Linked DNA regions of Homo sapiens: all the other regions are linked to region 1. A link is a loop called in an ENCODE intact Hi-C map of the cell type or tissue named here. Cell type or tissue: endothelial cell of umbilical vein. All regions are shown on one strand. Region 1 overlaps LOC105370777 (a long non-coding RNA gene). Region 2 overlaps LOC105370777 (a long non-coding RNA gene). Region 3 overlaps LOC105370777 (a long non-coding RNA gene).

The links. Hi-C counts contacts between places; a loop is a spot of excess contacts. Peaks named below come from ENCODE experiments on the same cell type or tissue, not always from the same donor. Only the 100,000 strongest peaks of a DNase experiment are listed, where the experiment ranks them.
Region 2: it touches region 1 in a loop (5-fold over the local background); 6 of 110 quality-filtered maps call a loop at or near these places.
Region 3: a loop joins it to region 1, with 6 times the contacts of the local background. A loop is called at or near these places in 5 of 110 quality-filtered maps.

The regions. Positions count from the first base shown.
Region 1 is chr15:39,299,957-39,302,456 of GRCh38, reverse strand. All of the region lies in intron 1 of LOC105370777 (a long non-coding RNA gene), which reads left to right. Among named protein-coding and RNA genes, the nearest start is that of LINC02915, 51 kb to the right of the region's middle. In endothelial cell of umbilical vein, no CTCF peak of the experiment used is centred here; a DNase peak (open chromatin) is centred at 1,516; H3K27ac peaks cover 1,986 bases.
Region 2 is chr15:39,361,497-39,363,996 of GRCh38, reverse strand. The region is part of intron 1 of LOC105370777 (a long non-coding RNA gene); the gene reads left to right. Among named protein-coding and RNA genes, the nearest start is that of LINC02915, 110 kb to the right of the region's middle. In endothelial cell of umbilical vein, no CTCF peak of the experiment used is centred here; a DNase peak (open chromatin) is centred at 956; H3K27ac peaks cover 2,500 bases.
Region 3 is chr15:39,247,400-39,249,899 of GRCh38, reverse strand. The region is part of intron 1 of LOC105370777 (a long non-coding RNA gene); the gene reads left to right. Among named protein-coding and RNA genes, the nearest start is that of LINC02915, 2.0 kb to the left of the region's middle. In endothelial cell of umbilical vein, no CTCF peak of the experiment used is centred here; DNase peaks (open chromatin) are centred at 272, 1,439 and 2,099; H3K27ac peaks cover 2,500 bases.

The DNA.
Region 1 (2,500 bases):
CAGTTTATACATGAACATCTAGAATGATATATCTGTTGATTCCCGTATTTCTTACCAGATGATATATTTTATTCCTTGTATCTGCAGTTCCCAGTGTAGTAGGTATTTAATGCATTATTGAATGAATGAATACTATTATGATTTCTTTCTTTCTCTTGGCCAACTTCTGTCTCCTCATTGTAAGCATTATTAGCTTTGTATTTATTTTTTCACTCTCTTTTATAAACTGTTGGCTATTAAAGAGAACAATTTCATAGAGTTCATTTCAGTGTGATTTTCTTTTATTTTGGTCACTGCATATGGTCTGGACATGGGTCTTCAGCATCGCAGGGCATGGGATGAGGGTGAGAGAGAGAGCGAGAGAGAGAATGCATCTGTTCAATAAATAGAGTGAAGGGTAAGGATCACACAGACTGTGGCCCATATCCTTCTGGGGTGTGGACTTGGGCATATTTGAGACTTTTTACTATTAATACTAATCACGACCGCAGCCCACTCTAATCCATGTGCCATGACCATTGGTGAAACTCTGAAGTCAAGACCTTAGTGAATCATGTCCTAGTCTGTTGGGCAATACCTTTATTTTTGGATTTGGGTTATTTGTAGATTGCCCTTTTTTGGTATAAATGAGCAGTACTGTTTATTTCCATTTTGCAATAAAAAGCTACTGGCTATTTAGCCAGAAAGCAAATATTTTCACTCTGAATTGCTTTCTGGACATTTTTTCCAACAGTGTTTGATTTGAAGCTGTGAAACACATTACTCCCCTTCCCTCCTCCCATCCCCTGCCCCTGCCATTTCCTCTTAGGTGGATCAAAACCAGTGCTTCAGAAAATAAAGCCAGTATTCTTTGATTGCTCCTTTACCATATGAAAGCATCAGAGAGGCTGAAATAAATGCCTGTTTGGTCCCAAAACACTGCCATCCAGGAAAATCTGCCAGCCAACCAGGTGTTCCAGAATATTTTGCCTGAGGGCCAGCCTGCCCAGGAACTGGCATTGAAATATGTCTGGGCTTTGGTATTTTCTGTGCAGCTTAAAGTGCTACCTTTGGGCACATTTATTGGGATGCATAAGAAATAGTGTACAATCTGCATAGTGATAAAGTTTTGTGTGTCTTAGACATGTTCTCCAGTTGTAGAATATTTCTCTTACAGACCTTTGGATCCCTCAGTTTCTTTTTTAAAGTTAATTTTGTATTTTTCCACCTGAATGTCTTCTCCACTCTCCATTTATTTAACTAAATTTTTAAATCTTGTTTGTTTCCTTATCCACTGAAAACTTTACCCCCAAACCTTTACCCTTTACACAGTAACATACCTATCCACTCACATACACGCACACCACCACTCACCCACCAACACACCAAAACAAATTGTAAAATCTTAAACTTAAAAGTTTAATTTCATTTCCAGCTGTGATTTACTATCAGTAGCCTGGTTGTCCTTTATTTTAGTCATTTCCAGCCCTGCCTGGCTAAACTCAAGTCGCTCAACTCCTGATTGACTCATAGTCTAGGTATTTGGTAGGAAGATTTTAATCTTTCTTTTTCATGTTGGTGACATTTCCTAGTTGTGCTCTGCCATTCTTTAGGTAGCTGATAATGGGGCTTTTTTCTTTTTAATAATAGCAAATAAGAACAGTATAATTAAAAAAAGAATGAAAGAAAAATAGTAATTTCAGAAAGAACCAGTATGAACATAGCAATGAATTGCAAATTTGTAAAAATAACTTGGGTATTAATATATCAGATTCCTGAAAAGTGAGTAAATGTTTTCTTCTCATTTTTTCCCAGTGTCTTCTAAGTAGAAGATGAAGGATGCTTTGCAGGTGACTAAAATGCACTGCCTTGTTATTACAGGGAGCGGACTCAAACCTTTCAAATATTTTGAGTGGTTGGAAAGAAGAAACACAAAACAATTCTATTTTCTGAGTTTTAAAAATGTCTGAACCCCTGGAAGACCCAGCCAGACCAAATCTGCTTTTTCTCCTGGATCCATAATGTACAGTGGTAAATTAAAGGCTTCGAGAAGCTCTGTAGTAAAGAACTCTGTTTAACTTGATGTTTTACACATTCATTAGACCATGAGATTCTCTTCTTGTAGAATAAGAATCAACATCTCATAGAAAATTTCCAGAGACCACAGTTAAAGAAGGGTTCTCTGAAGCCTTTTAAAAGCAGAGAGTAGGCAGCCTGAGGTACCAACTCTGCAGTGTGATCAGCAGAGGAAGACAGAATTGGGAGAAGCAGCAGAGGTCTATGGCTTCTAACTGGAACCTAAGGATAAAAGCACAAGAGATGCTGAGTGGTGAGCTTCTGCCCACAGAGGGGACAAGATTGAGGGAGAGGAAAGGGGCTGAGATGTCCCATGTGACCCGAGCAGGCATGCAATAAGCTCATCCCTCAGTTAAGCCAGGTTTTTCCAACTTTGTTGGATATTTGAATCATAGTTGTTTTGTTCTGCCATAAAGACAATTGACTGAGTTTTGATTTCCCAATG
Region 2 (2,500 bases), 62 kb before region 1:
TCCTGAAACTTGACCTTTAGTGTTTAATGTTGCTTCATCATCAAATAAAGTTTGAACTTTTGACCTGGTACTCATGGTCCCACGTGTCTGATCCCAAACTCCTGGTCATTCTTATTTGCTGCTACTGCTCCTCATGTGCCCTTTCTCCAACTGAACTATTTGCTCTCCCCAGTACATGCCTCCTATTTTCTTGCCTTCATGCCGATGTTCGTGCTGTTCCCACTATTTGGGGACCTGAGGAAAATTGAAAAGTGTATTAACAGCTATAGCGGGATATGGAGCAGAAAGTTTATAGGGGAAGAATAAGATTGTCCATCAGAACGTTTGGAACCCATTGGAAGAGAAAATGTGAAACACCCTGAGCCCTTCTTTACTGCACGTGCTCTGGCATGATGCCATTATCCTTTCCATATGGGAAGACTTGTCCTTGAAAGTTCACCTTTTGAATGTGCAGAGACTCATTTTTGTTCTTATTTGTCTGGGGTGTGGGAGAAAGGGGGCGGCACGGAGATGGTGTTGAGAGGGCAGGAGTCACACAGATCATGTGTTGGGCACAGGCGTGCTAAAGCCATCTGTTTCTCTTTGGATAGTCATCCAAAACCTTTTAGGCATTTGCCACCCCACACCCCACCTCCCAAAGCCAAAAGCTTGCGCATATGCCCCAAGGAATAGGATCCCAGGAATTTACCTCATGTTTATAATCCTATAATCTTCTTGGGTGGGGAGGAGAGAATGGGAAGCCATTGGAGTTATTCCTGAATATGACCAGGCATTTGGGGTCTGAATGTTTTTGAGAAGTCATGAGAGAAAAATGTGAAAAGAAAATACGTATGGGGCAATATTCACAAACTCTGATTTTTTCCATGACCCCTTCTTTATTTATTTCCTCCTTTTTTGTTTTTCTTGTGCATTTTGTAGGATAGAGTCTTGGCTCTATTTCAAGCACATTGCAGAGGAATGGTGGAAAGGGATTGCGGTTAGCTAGGTTATCCTGAAAAACAACAAAGAAATTGAATACTCAACTTGGCAGTGGCCCAGACGTCTTCCAGTGGATAGTGGTCTGCTATAAGCACAAAAGACCCACGCACAGGGGCTTGAAAATGTGGTTAGGCCTATTTACTTTTCAGCACAGAAGGAAATTAGAAACAGAGGTCTGGATTGCCACTGAGAGGCAATTTTGAGTTAATTAATGAAGCGAGGGAATCCAATGGCAGTAACAGAGTCAGTTTTCCACTTTGGGCCTGGAAGCAGGACCTCAAGTGATTCTAGTAATCTGAATCTTGTGTGGCTGCCCAGGGAGCTGTCTGCCATTTCAACACACCTGGCTGCAACATTGTAGAATGCAGACCTCCTTACCTGTTTTTGTATTGTGCTGTCACTAGTGGTTAGAAAATATTTTGCGAAGGTAGCTGTACAGTGACAATGGCACTGAGAAATATTTACATGTTAATTATGATGACAGCAGTTAGGGTAATGGTTAAATGTTAGAGAAAAGTCATAAAGACCAAGACTGTGAAATAAGATGACAATATTGATACTGACAGATAAATCTTAAAATAATCTTTCTGCTAGTTGGCAAGTTCACTATAGATAGAGGTCGTGTCTTGCCCAGCTTTGAGCCAACAGTGCCTAGCACACTGAAAGCGTCAATAAATGAATGAAACTCTTCTCATTTGTCTCCTGGCCCTTGAATTGTCCTCTTACAGATGTGAATCTAGTGGTTAAACTATCTTTTTTTTTTTGAGACGGAGTCTCACTCTGTCATCCAGGCTGGAGTGTAGTGGTGCTATCTTGGCTCACTGCAACCTCTGCCTCCCGGATTCAAGTGATTCTCCTGCCTCAGCCTCCCTAATAGCTGGGATTCCAGGTGTCTGCCACCACAACTGGCTAATTTTTTTTTTTTTATTTAGTGGAGACGGAGTTTTACTATGTTGGCCAGGCTGGTCTCAAACCCCTGACCTCGTGATCTGCCCGCCTCATCCTCCAAAGTGCTGGGATTACAGGCATGAGCCATCATGCCCGGCCTGGTTAAAATATCTTTAAAATGTCTTTGAGAGAATATTTTATAGCCAACTCAGTAACTTCTACTCCCGATGCTTATATTCTTAAAGCATTCATTTTGCATTTTAACCTACATCCTACCTGCCGTTATTCAAAACTTTTGTTTTGTTCCGTCCTTCATGAAACTAAATGTCTCCATCTTCCATATAAAGTGGTCTCCTAAGTTAAGTAAATGGTCCAAGTGAGCCACTGCTGTCCTCAAACAGTGAGAGGACCCAGCATACATGAGTCACAAAGCCACATGAATGACAGACACACACATACACACACACACGCATAATGTGTTCTAGAGAAGCAACAATGAAAAACATGTACATGACTATGTGGATGTTTCCTTGGCTAGTATGTTTTTCTGTTGATGCTTTGCTTCTAAATAATATTGAGCTCCTAATCTTGCATAATAGTGTAGCAACTTTTTAACTTTTAGGGGTTAGTTTTT
Region 3 (2,500 bases), 53 kb after region 1:
AAGATTTGAGAGCACAAAGGGGCCGAGCCCCAAAAGTTTGCGAATGGCTGAGCTAAGAGAAGAGGAGGAGGGAGTGTTCCACAGTGAATAAACAGCCTGTGTAAAAGCCCTTCCCTGGTATACGACTTGTAGTTTTGAGGATATTAAAGAAGTCCAATGTGGTTGGAACATAGAAAGTGATGGAGAGAGAATATAATATGCAGAACAATGGGTAAGCAGTGCCATATTTGAGAGCAATGACTTAATCTTAGGTCAGTGGGAAGTCACTGAAGGGTTTTAAGCAGGTTGGAATTGATGAGATACATGTTGAGAGAGGAAGGAAAAGGAAAGAAGAAAGGAAAAGAATGGGGGGACACAGAGAAGGGAGGTCAGGAGGCTTTTGGGGAAAACTTAGTAAGCTATGAGGGAGGGACAGTAGGGCTGGATAGAAGAGGATAGATGTAAATAATATTATGGAGAATCTAGAGGACTTGGGTTTGATTGTCAGTAGAGAGTGACTTGTTTTGTAAAAGAAGGAATGAATTTTCTCATGGTTTTTTAGTCATACCACTTGATTTTAAATTCTAGCGCTAATTCTGTGACTGTGAGCAAATTATTTAAACTCCATAAGCTACAATTTTCTCATCTGTAAAAAAAACAGGAACAAGAGCCACAATTTCATATGGTTGTTGAAGTTATTTTAAAATGCACACATATCTAATATAACTGGATTATCGTAATTATTTATTTGTTTCCCTTACCTTCTCTTTAACTCTCTTTCTTACCATTTTAAGATGGAGGGGGGAAGTTGGCAGTGTTCTTCAGGAAACATAAATTCTTGGGAAGGGAGTTTGGACACCATATGCAAAATCTCCTCCTGTGATTCCTCTACACACTGGAGGTGTGCTTTCCTCAAGCACTTGAAGCAAATGTGTTCTCTAGTCTCTTCTCTCTCTCTCTTTTTTTCCCTGAAGACTACTCTGTCATTTAAGTTCAGTTATTTTTGTCTTACCTGCTCACTTTGGACTTGAAACTTTGTCCCGTTCTTCTTGTTCCATAGTCTGATTCCTACTATTTTTTTCCTTCACCTTTCTCTTCCCAAAGTCTTAGGCTAGCCTTCTCTATTTCTCAGCTTTGTCATGCCCTTGACTTTGCAAGATTCTCTTTCCTGGCAACCACCATCTACAGACAAAATATTAATAACTTTGGAGGAGTTAGGACAGAGGCATTAAAATTATTGTAAATAAAGCCAGATAGTCCTTTTGACTGGGTCCTGAACTACCTTCTGTTATTCCTACAAGTATCTTTTGAAAGGCTGTTCTCAAATGCGTTGACTTGAGAATTTAGAGAAATATTCTTTCGGGCTGAAGGGAAAAGAGACAGAGAACTACAAGGTCACAGGACCATGACAATATGTTGCCTTTTGCCAAGTGGCCCTTATTAAACAGCCTAGGAGGTGAGTGGAGGAGAGCATGGGTCTGGCAGTCTGCCCTGGGACAAGGAGCTTTGTCTGCACGCAGGTTCCCAGCTCACAGACGGTCCATATTTGAATAGAGCCCATTGTTTACCACTTGGGTGGAAAACAGAGGAAATAGGCAATGAGTCAGGCACCCACTTGTTTCAAAAGGAATTTTTAAAAGAGTTTCAGGGAAATCTAAGAGAAAAATAGAAGTTTGAAGGAAGATGAAGGAGACAAGGACAAACTGAGGGCTGCTGGATGCTAATGACATGCTTTTCTTTGCTGATAGCCTATCATTCTGGGTCTGTGGGTTCCAACCCTGAACCTGAATCCAACAGGAAAGGTACTTCTGGAGAAGAGCTTCCACTCTGGGGAGGCATTCTGACTAAGATCTAATCTGAAGTAGTTTGGAGTAAATTGATCTGCCTCTTTTCTCCATTTAAAGGACATTTGCTAAAAATGCCTTCTTCTTCAAAGGGCCCGCAGAACAGAGAGAGGGGATTACAGTGTGTATAATTTTTGAAATATGGTAACTGATCAGCAAATGGCATAAACTTAGATCTTATACAGGTCCTGTTTTCTGTGACATGATTTCCTGATCTGCAGATGCCCTGACTGACATTCCGCTTTCCTATGGCTCAATGCTTGGTGTAGAAATGGTCTTTCCATTTTGTCATCTCATTTGGGAAAAAATGCATGATAGTGGAATGAATGCCACAGAAAGGAAGGAAATGAGTTGGTGTCTATGGCAAAGACTCAACTATGTTCTGCTGAAAGCTCTGGTTTGCAGTCCAAACTTGATATATTATCTATTTTTTTTAATTTTCAGAAACCTTATTTTTTTCCCCAAATTTGGAAAGAAAGGAATAAAATTCAGATATTACAGAAAAAAATCTCAAGGAAGCAAGTAAAAACAACCTGTAATCTGATCCCCAGAGATAACCAACATAGTATAATGCTGTATATCTTTTAATATATAAAATAGTAAAATATGTGTATATATGTATATATAATTAATGGAATATTTTATACATTCTTGTTAGTAACCTAAATTTTTCATCT